Regions from separate parts of the Homo sapiens genome. Here region 1 is linked to region 2. Evidence: chromatin contacts called from ENCODE Hi-C data. All regions are on one chromosome and are shown on one strand. The core of a region is the stretch at or near the end of the contact, and the rest is flanking DNA. Distances in the headings are between cores, read along the strand shown. Region 1 overlaps CLMN (calmin). Region 2 overlaps CLMN (calmin).

What was found. A loop is a pair of places that touch in the nucleus more often than their neighbours do. Pooled maps may share reads with other maps.
Region 1: a loop to region 2 is called in a pooled map, with 4 times the contacts of the local background. The contact joins two enhancer-like sites. A Hi-C loop is called at or near these places in 4 of 168 maps with a recorded cell type or tissue (dorsolateral prefrontal cortex, endothelial cell of hepatic sinusoid, heart left ventricle and 1 more) and 3 of 50 pooled maps.

What each region holds. Positions count from the first base shown.
Region 1 is chr14:95,290,407-95,294,861 of GRCh38, forward strand. All of the region lies in intron 1 of CLMN (calmin), which reads right to left. Among named protein-coding and RNA genes, the nearest start is that of CLMN, 27 kb to the right of the region's middle. Within about 2 kb of position 1,590, at least 22 of the 41 ENCODE cell types and tissues checked have a DNase peak (open chromatin) inside an H3K27ac peak, as active enhancers do.
Region 2 is chr14:95,247,426-95,251,694 of GRCh38, forward strand. The region is part of intron 1 of CLMN (calmin); the gene reads right to left. Among named protein-coding and RNA genes, the nearest start is that of CLMN, 70 kb to the right of the region's middle. Within about 2 kb of position 1,954, at least 10 of the 41 ENCODE cell types and tissues checked have a DNase peak (open chromatin) inside an H3K27ac peak, as active enhancers do.

The DNA of each region.
Region 1 (4,455 bases), core at 340-2,839, 43 kb after region 2:
CCTTAAATGTAATCACAAGGGTCTTTATAAGAGGAAGACAGAGGGAGATGTGATCCAGAAGACAGAAGAGAAGAGACAGTTGATGGAAACAGAGTCAGAGAGAGTTGAGACGCTGCTGGCTTTGAAGATGGAGGAACAGGCCACAAGCCAACAAATATGAGGGCCCTCTAGAAACTAAAACAGGCAAGGCAACAGATTCTCTCCTGGGGCCTTCAGAAGGAACGCAGTATTACCAGTGCCTTGAATTTAGCCCAGTGAGACTGCCTCAGGTTTCTGACCTCCAGAACTGTGAGATGCCACATCTGCATTGCTTGTAAGTGCTCACTTTGTGTAAGTTTGTTACAGCAGCCCTAGGAAACCCACGGACCTCCTTATGGTGCTTTCAGCTCCCGAGCGTCAGAACAGCTTCTCAGTATTCCTATCCCCACCCTAGTGCTGTGGTATGCAGTAGGTGCTCAATGAATGCTGGTTCTATGAAGGGTGGTAGCCTAGGGATACCGACGCAGAATAACTAATAATACCAAGGACATGGAGCTCCTGTGCTTGCAGCAGAGATGACACAAACACGTGCTTGCCAGGAACGCAGCTGCTGATGCTGCTATGATTATTAATATCCTTCTAGGCACCTGCTGGGCTCCGAGCTGACCACGCTCTTCTGTCAAATTCTTAATTTCTTCCTCTCCCAAAGGGCAAGAACAATTTAAAAAGAAACCACCTTGGAAAAAGCTTTAGCTGGCCAGAGTGGAACCCGGGCTGTGACAGCGTCCCTGGTTACTGATGACAACATTCACCCACCCAGCTGAGCCTGGGCGTGAGCCTTCCTGTCTGCCTGGGGCTTGGCTCGCCATCCAGGAAACCACCTGTTGCAGGCGCCTGTGAAATGGGAGCCAGGCAGCCTAGCCATGGCGATGGCCTGTAAACAGATTTATCCCGCCCACATGGAGCCGCATCCCTGCAGCTCCTGCGTCTCGGGGCTGGCTAATACCTGGGACCGCATGCTGCCTGTGCCAAAAAAACCCAGACACACATCCTCCTGGAAATATCATTGGCCACAGGAGCTGTTTCTCATCCCCAGAGCTCCAGGTTGCAGGTGCGGCTGGGGATTATCACTTCTGCAAATAAACACCAAGCCCAGGTGAAAGCTCCAGGAGAGACGGAGTCAGACTGGCCCCAGCAAACCTCGCTGGGGAATGGGGAGCCCTGTCCTCCTCCTTAAAAGTGAGCTGAGCGTACGTTATTCAGAGCCCCATAGATAAATTCCCATAGCCTGTGACCCAATATTTCCACATCTAGGTATCTGTCCTCTAAGATCACCAGAAATGGGGACAAGAATGAACGTGCAAGGAGGTTCAGCAGGAGGTACCAAAAAGCATGCAAAGCTGGAGAAGCCGTGGATGGCCAACAGCAGTTAAGTCAGCCACAGAAAGAATGCGCATGCAGCCCCAAAAATGCTGGTTACCCAACATTTAAAACATGGGAAAATTCTGAGGTCAGAACACAAAGTGAAAAAAAATAGGATCCAAAATTATATACATGGTGGACTGAAATTGCTAATGGCAATGACAAGCATTTATTGAGAACTGACTGTGTTCCTGGCACTGTGCCAAGGGTTGACGTGTTCCCACGTCCTCATCTGGCCTCACTGCAAGCCCGAGAGGAAGGTCTGACTTTTGGGCCTATTTCACAGATAGGGGGACTGAGGCATGGAGAGAATTCAGCGGCTCACTCCACACAACTACACGTCCTTAACACCCTCTACACCATTTATGTTAAAACTCGACACATTCACAGGGAAAAAGCCCAAAAAGAAAATGCATCAAAAGGTAAATGGTAGTCATTTCTGGGTGGCATCATTTGGAACATTTTGTATTTTTCCATATTTTATACAGTGGACATGTACTACTTTTAAAACCAGAAACTATGCTATTTTTAAAAGTCTCCAGAGATTTCATAAGCTCCCCTAGGATGGTTTAAAATAACAACACAAACAAACACCAGTAATGAGATCTGCCCCCCAAGGGTCCCCCACCCCCACCCCCACCCCCACCTCCACCCCCTGCATCTTGGGTCACAGGCTCCATGGCCCTCCAGGAGGTGTAAGTAAAAGCCTTACTGTCTCCCTTATTGATTTTTGTCCTTCCTCTAAGAAATGTCCTTGAATTTAAATAACTTCAGGTCAAAAGCCTAAGCAAGCTCTGCCCTGCACACTCACGGGGACCGACGGTACCCTCTGACTTCACCTGCTCTGCAGATTCCCAGGCTGGTGGTAGGGGAGGGTGGGGACCATTATGCTTGTGCCCCCACTAAAAACACCAGCTTTCCCACGAGCTAGGATTTGCTGGGAGCTGGAGAGAAATCAGCATAGCCTGATTAAATTAACATGAACCAGCTCAGGGAGGGCGAGATGAAGCTCCAAAAGCGCAGGCCTGTGAGAGCACGGGTGCCCGGTGTGGGTCTGCTCCTCCAGGGACATGGCTAATTGCACCCCAGCACATCCAACCGGCCACAAACATGATCATCCAGGGGTAACCACGGAGCAGGAGAAAGAAGTGGGTAAGTGACACAGAGCAGAATGCAATTTTGCACATAGCCGTCCATGGCCATGAGAACCACTAGGAATGTATTTGGGAGATGGTTAGAAATAAAAAAATTAAAATGACAATAACTATGTCAGGGTAAATGAGATGGAAAATCCCTGCCCTCCCCTCCCTTCCCTCCTTCCCTCCCTCCTTCCCTCCCTTCTTCCCTCCTTCCCTCTCTCCTTCCTTCCCTCCCTCCCTCCTTCTTTCCCCCCCTTCCTTCCCTCCCTCCTTCCTTCTTTTCCTCCCTCCCTCCTTCCTTCCCTCCCTCCTTCCCTCCCTCCCTCCTTCTTTTCCTCCCTCCCTCCTTCCTTCCCTCCCTCCTTCCCTCCCTCCCTCCTTCCTTCCTTCCCTCCCTCCCTCCTTCTTTTCCTCCCTCCCTCCTTCCTTCCCTCCCTCCTTCCTTCCCTCCCTCCTTCCTTCCTTCCTTCTCTCAATACCTCCTTCCTCCCTTCCTCCCTATTTTCAAGTTTTCTCTGACTTGTTTTTAAATCAAATCAAATAACCATACATATCTTGAGGCCTCCCTAGGCAGTCTGTCAGCCTCTGATCTTCACTGTCATTCTCTATGGATTCAAGACCAGGAGAATGGGCTCTGTGCACCTGCTCCCAGCAGGCAGGAACGAGCTGCACAGACCCCAGCACTGGATAAGAAGGGCAGAGACATGTGGGTGTACTGCGCCCCCTGTCTCCCACCCACCCCCGCCCCGCAGCCCTCTCTGGCTTGTGAAATGGAAAAATAAATCTGAGGCAACAACACATCCCCTGGCTGAGCTGTCCTGTGAGGCTGAGAATGGGGTCCAGGCTCCTTCCTTTCCCAAGGGTCTCGGGACCATCACACAAACCTGCAGTCTCTAGAAACCAAGTCTGGTGTTGTTCTACGTGGTACGGAATGAGGCAACATGAAGTAGAAAACAAGGAAAAACTCCCTCCCACTCCCTCCTCAGTCTCTCACTTAGCGTTTTAGCTAAAACTTACCAAACGCCAGCAGGGAAGGTGCCAGCCCCACTGCCTGGCTGGAGGGTGACACCAAAGAGGAGGAGGAGGAGGAGGAGGCCAGAAGTCTGGCTGGAGGGCTTCCCCACTCCCCAGGCGAACCTCTTCCTACCTACCTCACCCTAAACAGCCAGGAGAGTGCGTGCAGTCAGCCTGCCTGCCAAAGAATGGGTGGGGGAGTGGGCTGGATTCACTTATATTTCCAGAAATATTTGCTAAGCACCTACTATGTGCCAGGGACTGGACAGACTACAAAGATGAGGAAAAGGCATGGCCCCTGCTTGCACGGGGAAGACAAAATTTAACCAAGAAAACAGAACAGCAGAATTACAGTTAAGATCGCTGCAATGAAGCAGGAAAAAGCTGGGTTTCAGGACACAATCTCTTAGGGCACCTCTGGAAGGAGAAGGGCTGGGGGCAGAACGTGTGCTTGTCTGGCATGCACGGGGCAGGCCTTGCACCCAGTCTGGGCCAAGAGGCATCCGCGGGGAAGGATCCTGTCCAACAGAAAGGCCCTGGAGACAGACCTGCATCCACATTCCGGCTCCCCCTCCCTCACCTGTCCCTTCCGAGTCACATGATCTTGGGAAGTTACCTCCTGGTCTCTACCTTGTAGAAAAGGGCACTTATTTTCAGGTGTGATGGTGAGGATTAGGATAAATCCCTGTGCTAGTCTCCTTTGCACACCCCTCCTCCTACTTCATCTTCCTTTCTCTCCCTGCCCTGTGTCCTGGGGGCAGGTCCTCCACAGGTTGTGTCACTGGGCACCTGGTCTTCTGGCTACTCACTGGGTTTGGCCAATGGGAGGCGCTGGCAGGACAACGTGGGGTGGAGGGGCCACATCACTTATTCCTCTGCTGCCTCCTACTCTTGCTCCCGC
Region 2 (4,269 bases), core at 704-3,203:
CGCATGGTGCCATCAGGCATGAAGGAACCTCCCTGAGTCGAGAGGCTGCTGGTTGTCGGATCTCTGCTGCACAGCTCCATGTCTTTTGGGCTTCCTCTTTGCTCTGCACTGTGCACACTTCATCCTTTACTCTGACCCAGCCAACCCAGGAGACAGGCACTATCATTATGGTGTGCACACCAGAAGGGTCTGCAGACCCACTTTTGTATAAGGATGTCTCCTCCCTTACCACTGATCCACGTGGTAAGAGCACTGGGACCCTGGCAGCCAACAATGTGGTCAATGGATCAGGGTTGCACCTGAATCCATTCCTTGGAAATTCAGAATGGGACTATGATTCTGGACTCCAACTGACTGGTCCTTCGAATCAAAGGGATGGTGTGCAGGCCATTAGCTGCTACGTGGACTGGAGAGCAAAGACTAGTGAGGAAGGAAGAAAGAGAGAGACATAGAGATGAGAGAAGAGGAGAGAGAGAAAAAGAGAGAGAAGGAGAGAGAGAGAAAGCATGCAAAAGAGAGACCTGTTCTGGCCAGTTCCTGAGGCCCCACTACACCCTAACCCTTGGGTTTATGCAACTCTGCTACTCTTAAAGTAAATCCAACTTTTTAATGGTGCTCTCATGGGTTTCTGTTGGTTACAATTAAAAGCAGCTCAACTAATTTCTTCAATAAGCAAACTGCAAATGAAAAAAAAAAAAGAGGAAAGAGGGGAAAAGAAACTTGTCAAGAGAGGCTTAAGAGACACACCAGCTCGTTGCAATGTATGGGCTTTGATTCAGACAATTTTTTAAAATATTTTAAAAAATCATTGTATTCTGAAAGTTTGAAAACATAACTAAAATTCTTAAGAAAATATAAAATGCCAAAATTAGGGCAAGAAGAATTGGGAAATTTTAAATAAACCAATGAATGTTAAAAACAGCAACATAGAGACCTTGACTCAAATATTTCTGATCCCCATCTTGCAGCTGTGCTAACCAAGGCACAGAGACGTTAGGTTACCCATCGAAGAAATGAGAGCGAGGTTTGAACCCCAGGCCTGGCCCTAAAGCTCACATCCCTAACCATTACACAGTACTGTCCGTTGACCTCGTCCCTGACCAGGACACCAGATGTCACTCATAGCATGTCCCAGTAAACCACAAGGAAATCATTAGCAGAAGTATTCCAAGTCCTTCCAAATTAGGTCACCACCCCCTGCAATGCTGCCTGCCACCTTGGAGGGTCCCTCTGCAGATGGATGCGTGCTTTTGGTGGTTATTTGCAATTTCAAATATTTTAGTCAGTTCTTCCCTTCTGCAAGGGAAGAATCCTGTCTTCAAAGTCTAAATGCCATAAAAGGGCTTCCCTGCATAAACAAGCCTGCAGTGGGGGGAACTGGAATAGGAAACAACGTTTTTATCATAAGCTTGCCTGTATATTTTTTCTACCATAAGTATATATTTGATAAAAGTTTTATGTTTTATTTACAAAAAATTACTATGTACCCTGTACATAGTGCAGCATTTCTGATCTTCTGTCTTCAACACCAATCGGGGGAAATATTTACAAATGTTATATTTGACAAGAAAATTTTCTTTGTACAAAATGAGTGGGTATCTACAGTAGAACAAAATTGAAAATTACAACAGAAAAAAAGGCACATGGATTAAATTATTCTATGACAAATGATTTCCTTTCATTCTTCCTTCTACGTTTGTTGCATTTTTGATGGCTTAACACTATTTTGACCACATTGTGTGTGCACCAGTAAGGTATGCTGCATAGTGGACACAGCTGGCTGCCTGCCCAATATCTTTTCTCGCCTTTCCTGAATGGTAGCCGTTGTCACTGCTATTTATCTTGCTTCCTCTTCATCACTGCATGTTGAGCAGATAACTTGTCTTTTAGTTGATTAGCACAAGGAACCAGACACATTCAAACCTGGTGGGAAACTGGCACAGTCCTGCCCGATCCTGGACTTTGCACCCTAGCTGCAATAACATAATGAAACTTTGTAGCCCTCTCCCTTGGGAAGAAGGTGAGTCATGTCTGTGTATTGGAAAAGGGTATGTACAAATATCTTGGGAAGCTAATGGGGTGGACCGAGACAGATGCTGCTGGTTGCCTCCCCAATATCCATTTTCCCCTTCTTTCTAACAAACAGAATCCCAATTTCTTTCCTTTTCTTTTTCTTTTTTTTTTGAGATGGAGTCTCCCTCTGTCGCCCAGGCTGGAGTGCAGTGGTGCGATCTCAGCTCACTGCAACCTCCGCCTTCCGGATTCAAGCAATTCTCCTGCCTCAGCCTCCCAAGTAGCTGGGACTACAGGCGTGCACCATCACACCCAGCTAATTTTTTTTGTATTTTCAGTACAGACGGGGTTTCACTGTGTTAGCCAGGGTGGTCTTGATCTCCTGACTTCATGATCTGCCCACTCAGAACCCAATTTCAAGTTAGCAATCTTCCTGGTTTAAAAACAACCATTTCCCAGCCTTCTTGCACTCAGAGGTAGCCATGTAACAAAGTTTGGCCAAGGAGCTGGGAGTGGAACTCAGGGAGTAGGGGTTCCAGGAATGCTTTTTAAAAGGGGGCAGACAATGCTGGTGTGTGCCCCCGTTCCCATTCCTTTAATCTGCCTTCCCAAAACAAAGGTGCGAAGCTGGATTACACAACCGCCACTGCTAAGAATGACTGAGCAGTGAACAGAGGTAGCTGGTTCCTGAATGGCCCTACTGGGCCCCAGAACTGGGCCAGGCTGTCTCTCTCTGGGCTTATTTGTATATGATCAAGAAATCCTCTTTGATGAAGCCATTGTAAGTCAAGTTTTTGTTACTTGCAGGTGAACGATAAAATAGACATCCTTGTGTTATTACAAACCCATCATGTGTGACGGTAAACAGAATGCTTACTCAACCATATCCCAATTGTTGGATATTTCAGCTAGTTCCAATGTTTTTTTCCTGCTGCTATACATACTTCAGTAATAAGCATTTTATGCATAAATGCCTGTGGGTACTTGCAATTCTATAGCACTTTACAATCTGCAAAACTCTTCCAACTCCATTCTCTCATGAAGCCAGAGAAAAATAATTCAAGATAAGATGGCTCGGCAGACAAATAACAGGCAACAGGCTCTCTGGGATGTGTTCTTCCCTCTGTTATGTTGCCCCACATGTAACTTCTTCACAAAAAGCCATGCAGTGTTCATAAATATTGGCGGCTGAGCCAAAAGCAAGAAATGCAAAACAATTACACATCCTGAAGAGCTACAGAGCATGTCATCCAGGTTCTAAAACCCTGCAGATTAACTCTATTGGAGGTCACCCCGTTAAGTCAGGAAGCCTGTCTCTTACTTCAGGTACAAAGAATGAACGAATGCAGGGGACTAAGGCATAAACAAGGGCTCATGAATACTGTATATTGCTTGGGGCCTCTGAAAAACATAGGGGGACTGGCCCAAAGCCTCAAGATGATGAGCTACATGTTTGCATGTGGGAGCTGGGAGGGGAGGAGAATGGAAAGGACAAGCACTAGAAAAGGTGGCAAGGACTAGGAGATCTTGCAAAGGTATTAGGAGAGGGCTGGTTCTTAACGACAGTACAGGAAATCTGCTCCAGGGACCACCTGGAGCCAAACATCACCTCCTCTAACCTCTGGATTTCCTGAGTGCACTTTTTATTTCCCATGTGGTATGGAATACGCATTTGGCGTCTGCACTCAATGATCTCATGTGTGTGTGTAATGGGGGGTGGGTGTCGCAGGGCCAAAGGCAACGTCCATCTTCTTGGTTCTTAGACAATGATGATAAAACCACCACCCACCATCCTGCATTCTAAGAAAGCTTTGTGCCTCTGCATGTGATATTCATTTTGTGGATGGGATCCAATCATTCTGGCTGTGAATCGAATCCCATATTCTCACCGGCCAACCCTATAAAATCAGAGATGTAGTAAAAGGGACTCGTCTCCTAGTCAAGTGGTCTTTGCACTCTTTAAAACACATTTGTTCCCTACTTGTCCGATTCTGAATGTCTTCGATTGTATAAATACAATTCTTTTGTTACAGAACGAGGACGACCTAGCATCTGAATCAAAAAGGTCATTGTATACCCTTGAGTGTGAAAACTAGGAACCTGTATTTATTAAGTTCTGTGCATGGCTCTGGGCACTTGAGAGATAGGTATTATTATCTCTGTTTTGTAGAGGAGGAAACTGAGGCTCAGAAAGGTAAAGGAATTTTATGCTCAGGGTCACACACATAAAAATGATATTCTCAATGTCTTAGAAAG